2 separate regions of the Homo sapiens genome follow, and region 1 is linked to region 2. Evidence: read pairs that join two places in POLR2A ChIA-PET (ENCODE). Cell type or tissue: OCI-LY7. All regions are shown on one strand. Each heading gives the region's core, and the rest is flanking DNA. Links, peaks and the distances in the headings are about the cores only. Region 1 overlaps SLC32A1 (solute carrier family 32 member 1). Region 2 overlaps PPP1R16B (protein phosphatase 1 regulatory subunit 16B).

Region 1 (4,392 bases), core at 155-4,154, 91 kb before region 2:
TAAAGAAGAGACAAAGGCTTGCGCGGCCCGGTGTCGGGTTTGTGTGTTCGTACCAGCCGGGATCCCCTGGCGCTGGGAGGCGTGGGAACTGGCTCCCGCCGGCTGAAACCGGAGATGGTGAGCAGCTGTGGTTAAAGGGTCCGGGGAGGGCTCTAGGGAGTACAAAGATTAGTTGGCGGCGAGGAGGCTCCTCAGGTGTGAGGAGGAAGCTGAAGACGGAGAGTGCTGTAGCGGCCCCCTCAGCTGCCAGGTCGAGGTTTGTTCGAATCTCTCCCCTGGGGGCGGGTCCATCTGAGAATTTGGTGGAAGCTCTCAACTTCCAACCTCAAAACAGAGAGGGACAGGGGGAGCTTTTATGTACCAGAACTTTATAAATTTGTTCAACAAATATTTATAAACAGCCAATCAGGGCTGGGGCAGTGTTGGAAACCTGGGGAAAGAAACTCAGCCTTGCCTTCCGGGAGCTTACAGTCTAGTGAGGTGGAGACAGGCAATAAACAAGGACAGGCAGGAATCCACAACGTGACTTCAGATTGTGAAGAGGGCTACAAAGGAAGTCAGAAGTGGGCTGTGCCTTTCACCAGGTCCCCAGAGCCACGAGCCAATCTGGCCCGGCAGGAGGCATCTGCCACCCAGGAGAACCCTGCCGTGCAATCCAAGGTGGGGTTTGCACAGCCATAGCAAAGAGATCTGACTCTAGAATCAACAGCCTCAAGTTGTAGGGTCCCAGTCTCCCCCTATCTTGCGCAGCCTGTCTGATAAAGTGTTTGCCTGAATTACCCGAAAGATCTAGTCTTTTTTGTGCTGATCCCACTCCAGGCGCAGCACCTGCACTGACTCCAGGAGGGCCAGTCCAGGGACTGTTGGGAAAGGTCAGAGTCAGACTTTCTGGGTGGGAGCTGGGAGTGCAAGTCCGCTGGGTGGGTTCCAGGGTCCGCTGTCACCACGGAGGCAGAGGCTTCGTTAGGAACGACTTCTCCAGGTGCGAATGGTGCACGGGAAAGAAGCCAGGGAGAATGCCTAAGTAGGGTGTGTGTTGCTCCCCGCCCGCTTGCAAGGGGCATGTGAGAGGCTAGGTGAAGATATGCGTGTGGGGTGGGGCAGGCTGCATCGTGTGTTGTGAGAACCTTGGTAAGTGTGTGTGCGTGTGTGCGTGTGTGCCGAGCATCCGGGTGGGCGTGCTCCCTAAAGCGCCTGCGACAGAGGTGACCTCGCATCACCCTGGTTCTGCGGCCACAGACCTGGAGTGGGAAGGGAGGAGGGATAGGACCCGGTGTCCTCAGCCATCACTGTGGCTCTAATGCTTTAAAACGGGCCATCTGAGAAGTCCGCTACCTTCGGCCTAATTCCCCGGGGTCACTATTGTCGCGTGTTCAGGATCCGGCACTGGCTGAAGGGTCCTCAGTTTCTCGTCTTCCCATGACCACTGACGTCTCCCAGGCCTGGGGCCGAGGGGTGGGGTGGGGAGCTGATTGTTCTTCCCCCGCCCCAACTCCCAAGGTTTCTCAGCGGGTCCACGGACCCTGGGGTGCTCTCCGAGTCAGTGTGTCGCCTTCAGAAAAATCCCGGACTTCTATGGTGGAAGGGAAGGTGGGAGCGTCACGCTGCACCATCTCTGTCCTTCCCGTCTTTAAAAGGTCGAAGGAGACACTAGGCAGGCTCCGGATAGCGGCGCCAACTCTGCGGGCTCGCCTGGATCCGCTCCACTAATCCTGGCTCCAGGTTTTGTGCTCAGCTTGCAGCGTCTCTTGTCCTAGGGGGCGAATCCTGAGGGTGGCAGGGGCGGGAGAACTAGCACCCTAGACGCCCAAGGGAAACCCGAAACCCTGGTCGGTAGGACACCGATACCCGGACTCGCATCCAGGCTACTGAGAGAAATAAGGAGGAGGAGTGGATGGCACCCGTCTCTGCACCTCTCATCTCCCCCACCCATCTACCCCCACCTCCACCATCACTAAAGCGTAAAGGTAGATGTTGAAAGGAAGAAGTCCCAGCTTTCCTCGCAGTGGGCTCGCTGTGCAAGTCCAAGAGAGCAGATAGTTCTGGCAAGGCTCATTCTGGGATCGGATTGAGAAGGAGAGGAGGAATCCGCGTCAGCCCCACAGGGCTCACATCAGTTCTTATGGGGCACCCTAGCTGGACGTGCTGCAGACCCTGTAAGCTGTCCCCACCTGGGTCCGCAGCATAAGTGTGTAGGTGTACCTGGCCCCTTGCCTTGGGGCCAGGACCTGGAACCACCAAGACCCACGTGCGCCGGCGGAACCCAGGATCGCGATCGCACGGTCCCAAGACCGCCCTGCCTCGCCCCCTAGCGGTGAGAGCGCAAACTGCCGGCCCGCAAGGACGGTTCTCCACCCTAGTCCTAAATGCTTCTTGTCTCCCCCTACCCCACCTCCTGCTTAGTTGATAAGCATTGCTTCTTTCTAGTGCTTTATTTCAGGTCCTCAACATTACAAAAGTTTTTAGTCATTTTTCCCCAAACATGGATGGATGCTTATTATTGAACATGTTTTGTTATATGACACCGTCTTATCCCAGGGACTGAGTGTTCCTCACTTAAAGACCTGGTAGGGAGGGAGCCAAACAGGCTCCATGGGGGCCATCCAGGAAGTGGAGAGGATCCAGGCCTTGCTATTCTAGAGGGGACTTCAGGGACAAGAGCCAGAGAGAGGCTTTGGTCAAGGAGGGGGCAGGTCCCTAGGTGGGCTCCATCCTCACCATGAGTGAGGGTGTGGTAGGGTACTCAGTCCTGGACAGCCAAGGATTCATTCGTTGCACTTGTTTGACCTCAGAGAGCCAGCCTTGGGTGTCCTTCTCATAGCTCTTTCGTTTTTTCCTTTTCAAGATTATGAAGAATTTCTAATGTATAGAAAAGGTGAAAGAATTCCACACTGAACATACATACACCCACACCCACCGCCGCCTAGACTGGATGATTAACAGTTTAAAACACTGTATCTACCCCATACCTATCCATCTATCCATCCAACAGTCTACCTGTAAAAAAAAAACAACATTCAAAAGTTGCAGACATCAGTATATTTCCCTCCCAAATAATTATTATCATTTTTGAGACAGGGTCTCGGTCTGTCACCCAGGCTGGAGTGCAGTGGTGAGAACACAGCTCACTGCAACCTTGACCTCCTGGGCTCAAGTGATCCTCCCACCTCAGCCCCCCGAGCAACTGACACCACAGGCAAGGCATGTGCTACCATTTTCAGCTAATTTTTAAATTTTTTGTAGAGACAGAGTCTCATCATGTTCCCCAGGCTGGTCTCAAACTCTGGGCTCAAGCAATCCCCCTGCCTTAGCCTCCCAAAGTGCTGGGATTATAGGCATGAACCCCTGTGCCCAGCCACCCCTCCCAAATTTTTAAGCTTTCAGGACAAGTAACAGTGACATTCAGATAGCACAGCATCAGTACAGCACTAATCTGAGCCACACTGGAGACCAAGGCAAAAAAAGCAATATCCATCCTTTCTTTACCTCAGATATTGTTATTTTGCTTACATTATTTTGAACGTTATGGTTCACTTTTGCATTAATTTTGATTTTTAAAAAATATTGCATTAAAATTTTATTTATATTGCTTTCTGGATTTTTTGCACCCTCTTAAATTTTGCTACCAAAGGAAATGCCTCACTTGCCTCATGCTAATCCTGGTCCTGGATGTGAGGCCAGGCCTGGGAGATGAGCTCTGCCCCCCCGGGAGATTTGGATTGAGATTTTTCAAGAGTCTGACTATAGCTGGTTCCACAGTGATGCTTTGGGCACCATCTCTGCCAGTTGTGGAGTCCAGGAAGGCACAGTGAGAGCAGAGCCTCTGACCAGGGACACCCAGCAGCATGGTCCAGCAGAGTCACATAGCGGGTGGGGTGGAGGGAGCTTTACGATTCCAGAAGCTTCCAGCAACCCTCTTGGGGGTGGGATGGAAACAGGGTGAAAAGGCTGAGGATGCTATAGAGGGGTTGGTGGTGTCTAGAAGGGAAGGCGGTGCAGCTAGAAGGGAGAGCACAATTAAAGGAATTGTTAGTGTGATTCAGTTCCTGTTTCAAGGTCTGGTAGTTAAACAAGATTTATTTATCAAATATTTGTTAAGCACCCACTCTAGGCCACACACTAGGCTAAGGTCTAATGTGTGGGAATGCAACAGGAAACAAGACAGACATGGCCTCTCTGGTAGTTGTCAGTGCCCACCCTATGTTCCCTAGATGCACCTAAGTTTACCTGAAGCTGTGGAACATGAACCACTGCCAGTGCCTCCATCTCTCCTCATCTCCCTGAGGGCTTTCTAGGCTACCTTGGGAGCATGACTTGGAATTGTCGGGCAGCTAACAGCCCCTAGTGCTCAATCAATTGGCAATAAATGCCTGTCTCCTGTCCTGTGATGGG
Region 2 (4,392 bases), core at 283-4,282:
CAGGAGTTCGAGACCAGCCTGACCAACATGGAGAAACCCCTTCTCTACTAAAAATACAAAATTAGCCGGGTGTGGTGGCACATGCCTGTAATCCCAGCTACTCAGGAGGCTGAGGCAGGAGAATTGCTTGAACCCGGCAGGTGGAGGTTGCAGTGAGCCGAGACTGTGCCATTGCACTCCAGCCTGGGCAACAAGAACGAAACTTCGTCTCAAAAAAAAAAAACAAATTTCTGTTGGGTGTATTCCTAGGAATTCAATTGCAGGATTATAGGACATGCCCGTGTTTAATTTTATAAGACATTGCTGAACAGTTTTAAAAAGTGGTTGTACCAATTTATATTCCCACTCAGTGTGTAAGAATTTTTGCCAACAGTTGGCATTTTCTGTCTTAAAAAAAAATTTGAGCCAGGTGCGGTGGCTCACGCCTGTAATCCCAGCATTTTGGGAGGCCGAGGTGGGCGGATCATGAGGTCAGGAGATCGAGACCATCCTGGCTAACACAGTGAAACCCTGTCTCTACTAAAAATATATATATATATAAAAATTAGCTAGGCATGGTGGCAGGCGCCTGTAGTCCCAGCTACTCAGGAGGCTGAGGCAGGAGAATGGCATGAACCCAGGAGGCGGAGCTTGCAGTGAGCTGAGATCGCACCACTGTACTCCAGCCTGGGTGACAGAGCAAGACTCCGTCTCAAAAAAAAAAAAAAAAAAATTTGGCCATTCTGATAGATTTGTAGTGGTCTTTCTCTGTGATCGTCCTGTATATTCCCAGCATCTCCAAGTGATTCCAATGCCAAGTTTGAGAACGTCTTTCCTAACAGATTTTGCAAAAGCAGAGTAGAACTGGGGAAAGAGATGTTGTAATGGTGAGTGCCTCCCCATGGACTCCCTGTGATGTCCCAGAGTTTTTGGTAGAACTGACCTGGCTATCAGCCAGTGGAGGGAGAATGTTCACATGTGTCAAACCTGACAGCCTGCCTCTCATTCCTATGTGCTTTATTTGGAGCAAATGGCTCCACCAGAAGTGATCTGGAAGCTAAGGGGGAAGCACTATGAAGCTCTGGAAAGATGCCACAGCAGGACTTTCATCTCTTTTTATAATTTAAGACCTGAATGAGAAGGGAAGATATGAGAAGTGACTAGTGGGCTATATACACATTGTCAGAGAAGAAGAGCTGGTCTTTGTGACATATTTTTTTGCCCCAAAGGCTGCCTAGACCCTGGCACTTGGAAGGTGCTAAAAAATGGTCATTGAAATAAACATATTAGAACTATCCCTAGTGAGAGACACCACCCAAAGAGGTGCAGAGGAAGGTACTGGTGAGAATTTAGTGGAATTGATGCTTTGGGTTCTTTTCTTTGTAATTTCTATGTTGCTGCTGAGATTTCCTATCTGTTCTTTTATTACAAGCATAATTTCCTTTACATTCTTGAGCAAAGTTATAACTGCTTTAACAATCTTTATTATTTCCAACACCTGGGTCACCTTGAGATTGGTCTCCATTGATTGCCTTTTCTCTTGAGTTTGAGTCACATTTTCCTGTTTGTTTGTTTTTAATTTGCCTAGTAATTTTGGATTACATCCTAAATGTTGTGAATGAGACCTGAAGAGACTCTGAATTCTATTCCTCAGAAATATATATATATTAATATATATAATATATATTATATTTACATTATATATAATTTATAATATAAATATAATATATATATTTTTTTAATCAGGCAATTAACTTGACCAAACTCAAACTCCAAACTCAGTCTTTCTTGGGTGGACAACATCTGAAATCTTTGCTGAATTCATTTAGCTTTAGTTGAACTACTTGAAGTCTGCCTTGTATGTACATCATTCAGTGAGATTTGGGCACTGTTTATACTCAGAATTTGGGGCTACTGTTCTGTGATTCTTTTCTGGGATATTTCTCCTTATTTTCCAGCTGTGGTTACCTGAACTCTGTCTTTAAACTCCTCAAATAGTAAGAGAGTAGTTTTCTATCCAAGTTTTAGCTAGTAAGTACAGCACTGACTGGGCGCTTCCCGCAAATAAAAAGCCATTAAAAACACGAAAGTTATCTAGTGCCATTTCTTTCCTTCAGGTGTTGCCTCCTCTCCAGTTTCTACTTGCTTGTAGTTGAACACATTTAGTGCCTTCCAATCTTTTTTTTTTTTTTTTTTTTTTCTGTCTAGAGTTCGTAATAGTTTTGTGTGGGAAGTTTGGTCCAGAAAGAGCTACTTTGCCCTTACTAGAAGCAGGACCTCTCTGATCAATAGCTTTGTTCATTTAGGGATCCTTAGACCCACCCTACTTTATTGCCTACCTCATATAGATGGCAATAAATATTTGTTTATTGGCTAAATAAATAGGATTTAAATTAAAAATGGAAGTGAATTTTCAGAGAAAATTGCCAGAAGAAAACCCTGAAACTAGTAGTTACTTATTGTTGGCATCAAGTATGAAACAGAGTGTTCAGGAATTTGCTGAGTAGAAGGATGGGTGTGGTAGTAGAGCTCCAGACATTTGAGTGTAGACCAAAGCAGTTAACAAAGTGAACCTGAGATTTTCACATGAGGAGATAAATTCAATTGTGTTAGCAATACCACTTTCGTGGGGTGAAACTATGGCTTATAGAGAAGTTATCATGTTCAAAGGAAATACAACCGGTGAGAGGGAAGCGGAGGTATGCTTGGAGTTCTGTATACCCAAGAGGAGGGAATCAAAGTGGAGGAACTTTGGCTGGAGATCAAAGAGGGGAGGAACAGAAGTAATGCTCTAAAGGCAGAATACTACAGCCTGCTTCTCTGCATGGTGACCTGGAAGGTCATAGATCCAGTACTGAGACTTCAAAACCTGCCTATGGGATGGAAACTTCACTTACCAAAATGTAGGGCATCTGGAAACTTTCTGATTTATTGTACTAACAGTTTCATCTCTCAGACAGGAGAGGAGAGAGGCCAGTTGCTGTTGTGAATCTGGTTTGGGAGTTACCGGATGAAGTGAAAGTGCTCACTGAGGCCAGGCACGGTGGCTCACACCTGTAATCCCAGCACTTTGGGAGGCCAAGGCTGGCGGATCACTTGAGGTCAGGAGTTCGAGACCAGCCTGGCCAACATGGTGAAACCTTGTCTCTGCTAAAAATACAAAAATTAGCTGGGCAGAGTGGCACTTGCCTGTAGTCCCAGCCACTCAGGTGGCTGAGGCAGGAGAATTGCTTGAACCTGGGAGGTTGAGGTTGCAGTGAGCCGAGATAGTGCCACTGCACTCCAGCCTGGGCAACAGAGACTTTGTCTCAAAAAAAAAAAAGAACAAAACAAATCCAAAAAACACACAAAAATGCTCACTGAAAAAAGGAGCACCCATAGGGGGTTGAGCCTATAGGGGTTTGGAAAGCAGATTTTATGAAATTTAGGATGAGATATATTTCCTGCCCAAGGCTCCAAAAGTGATGACAGCTCCAACAGTAAGGGAAGTTATGACTTTAATCAGATATCCTTACTCTGCATAGATTTCATTTATTTTCCTTCAAGGACTCCTCTTACCGTCATGCCTCCGTGGCTCATCTTTCCTGTCTGACATTTTTTTTTTTATTTTTAAGGAGAGGGGATATTAAAAATACTTAACTAATGGCATAGAGACTGACCAATCAAAACAGATGCCAGACTAATCAGAAGAGATGCTAACCACACACAACTGGAACATCAGCCCTAGTTACGAGTTCCCTAACCTCTCCGAGTCCCAGTTTTCTCCTCTCTGAAATGGGAACAATATCTACATTGCAGAGTTGGTGCAGTGATTCCCAGAAAGGTTACATGCAAAGAACTTGGCAGGTGGAAGGTATGCTGGACACAGAAGCTGCCATGATTACCTGGCATTCTTTGTTTCTAGGTTCATTTCATGTATCTAGTTTATAGGTTCTGCAATGTTAGCCTTTAGTTTCATTAAGCATGTTTTACTCTATACTGACTTCAGCAAGTATTTGTTCTATTACCAGTTGGTCTCTCTGGTTTTTTGGCCAAAATGTCCCCATCTCCCTGGTCACGAATACTGTGGATTTTCTGAAATCTTCTTGAAATTCATGAGAAAGATCTGTTAAAGATGGTTATGGTTCCTTTAGAGATTTTCCCAGTTCCTTCTTCTCCTTCTGCTTTTTATGGGTGTAGCCTTTGGAGTTAGGCAGACCTGGGTTCAAATGTCAGTTCCATCCCACACTGGCTATGCACTTAATTGGAATCTGCTCTCTGCGTTGCCCTCTGTCTTCCTCTTCTCATTCTTTTGTCCCCCAGGGTAGGACTTTTTCCTTCAAGTTCAATTCTATGCTTTTAATCGTCCTTGTTTCCTTGGAATTATTCTCTGAGCTTCAGTGAACAAACTATATGAAAAGTTTTTAAAAATTC

What was found. Peaks named below come from ENCODE experiments on the same cell type or tissue, not always from the same donor. Only the 100,000 strongest peaks of a DNase experiment are listed, where the experiment ranks them.
Region 1: POLR2A ChIA-PET joins it to region 2 with 5 read pairs; 4 of 35 experiments call an interaction of 5 or more read pairs at or near these places.

The regions. Positions count from the first base shown.
Region 1 is chr20:38,729,354-38,733,745 of GRCh38, forward strand. SLC32A1 (solute carrier family 32 member 1) reads left to right here. Exons shown (of 2, transcript NM_080552.3): 2 at 1-19. Among named protein-coding and RNA genes, the nearest start is that of SLC32A1, 7.1 kb to the left of the region's middle. RefSeq lists an enhancer at 2,151-2,676. In OCI-LY7, for the core only: CTCF peaks have their summits at 2,327 (motif pointing left) and 2,530; DNase peaks (open chromatin) are centred at 1,748 and 2,288; H3K4me3 peaks cover 1,246 bases; H3K27ac peaks cover 367 bases.
Region 2 is chr20:38,820,348-38,824,739 of GRCh38, forward strand. The region is part of intron 1 of PPP1R16B (protein phosphatase 1 regulatory subunit 16B); the gene reads left to right. Among named protein-coding and RNA genes, the nearest start is that of PPP1R16B, 17 kb to the left of the region's middle. In OCI-LY7, for the core only: no CTCF peak of the experiment used is centred there; no DNase peak of the experiment used is centred there.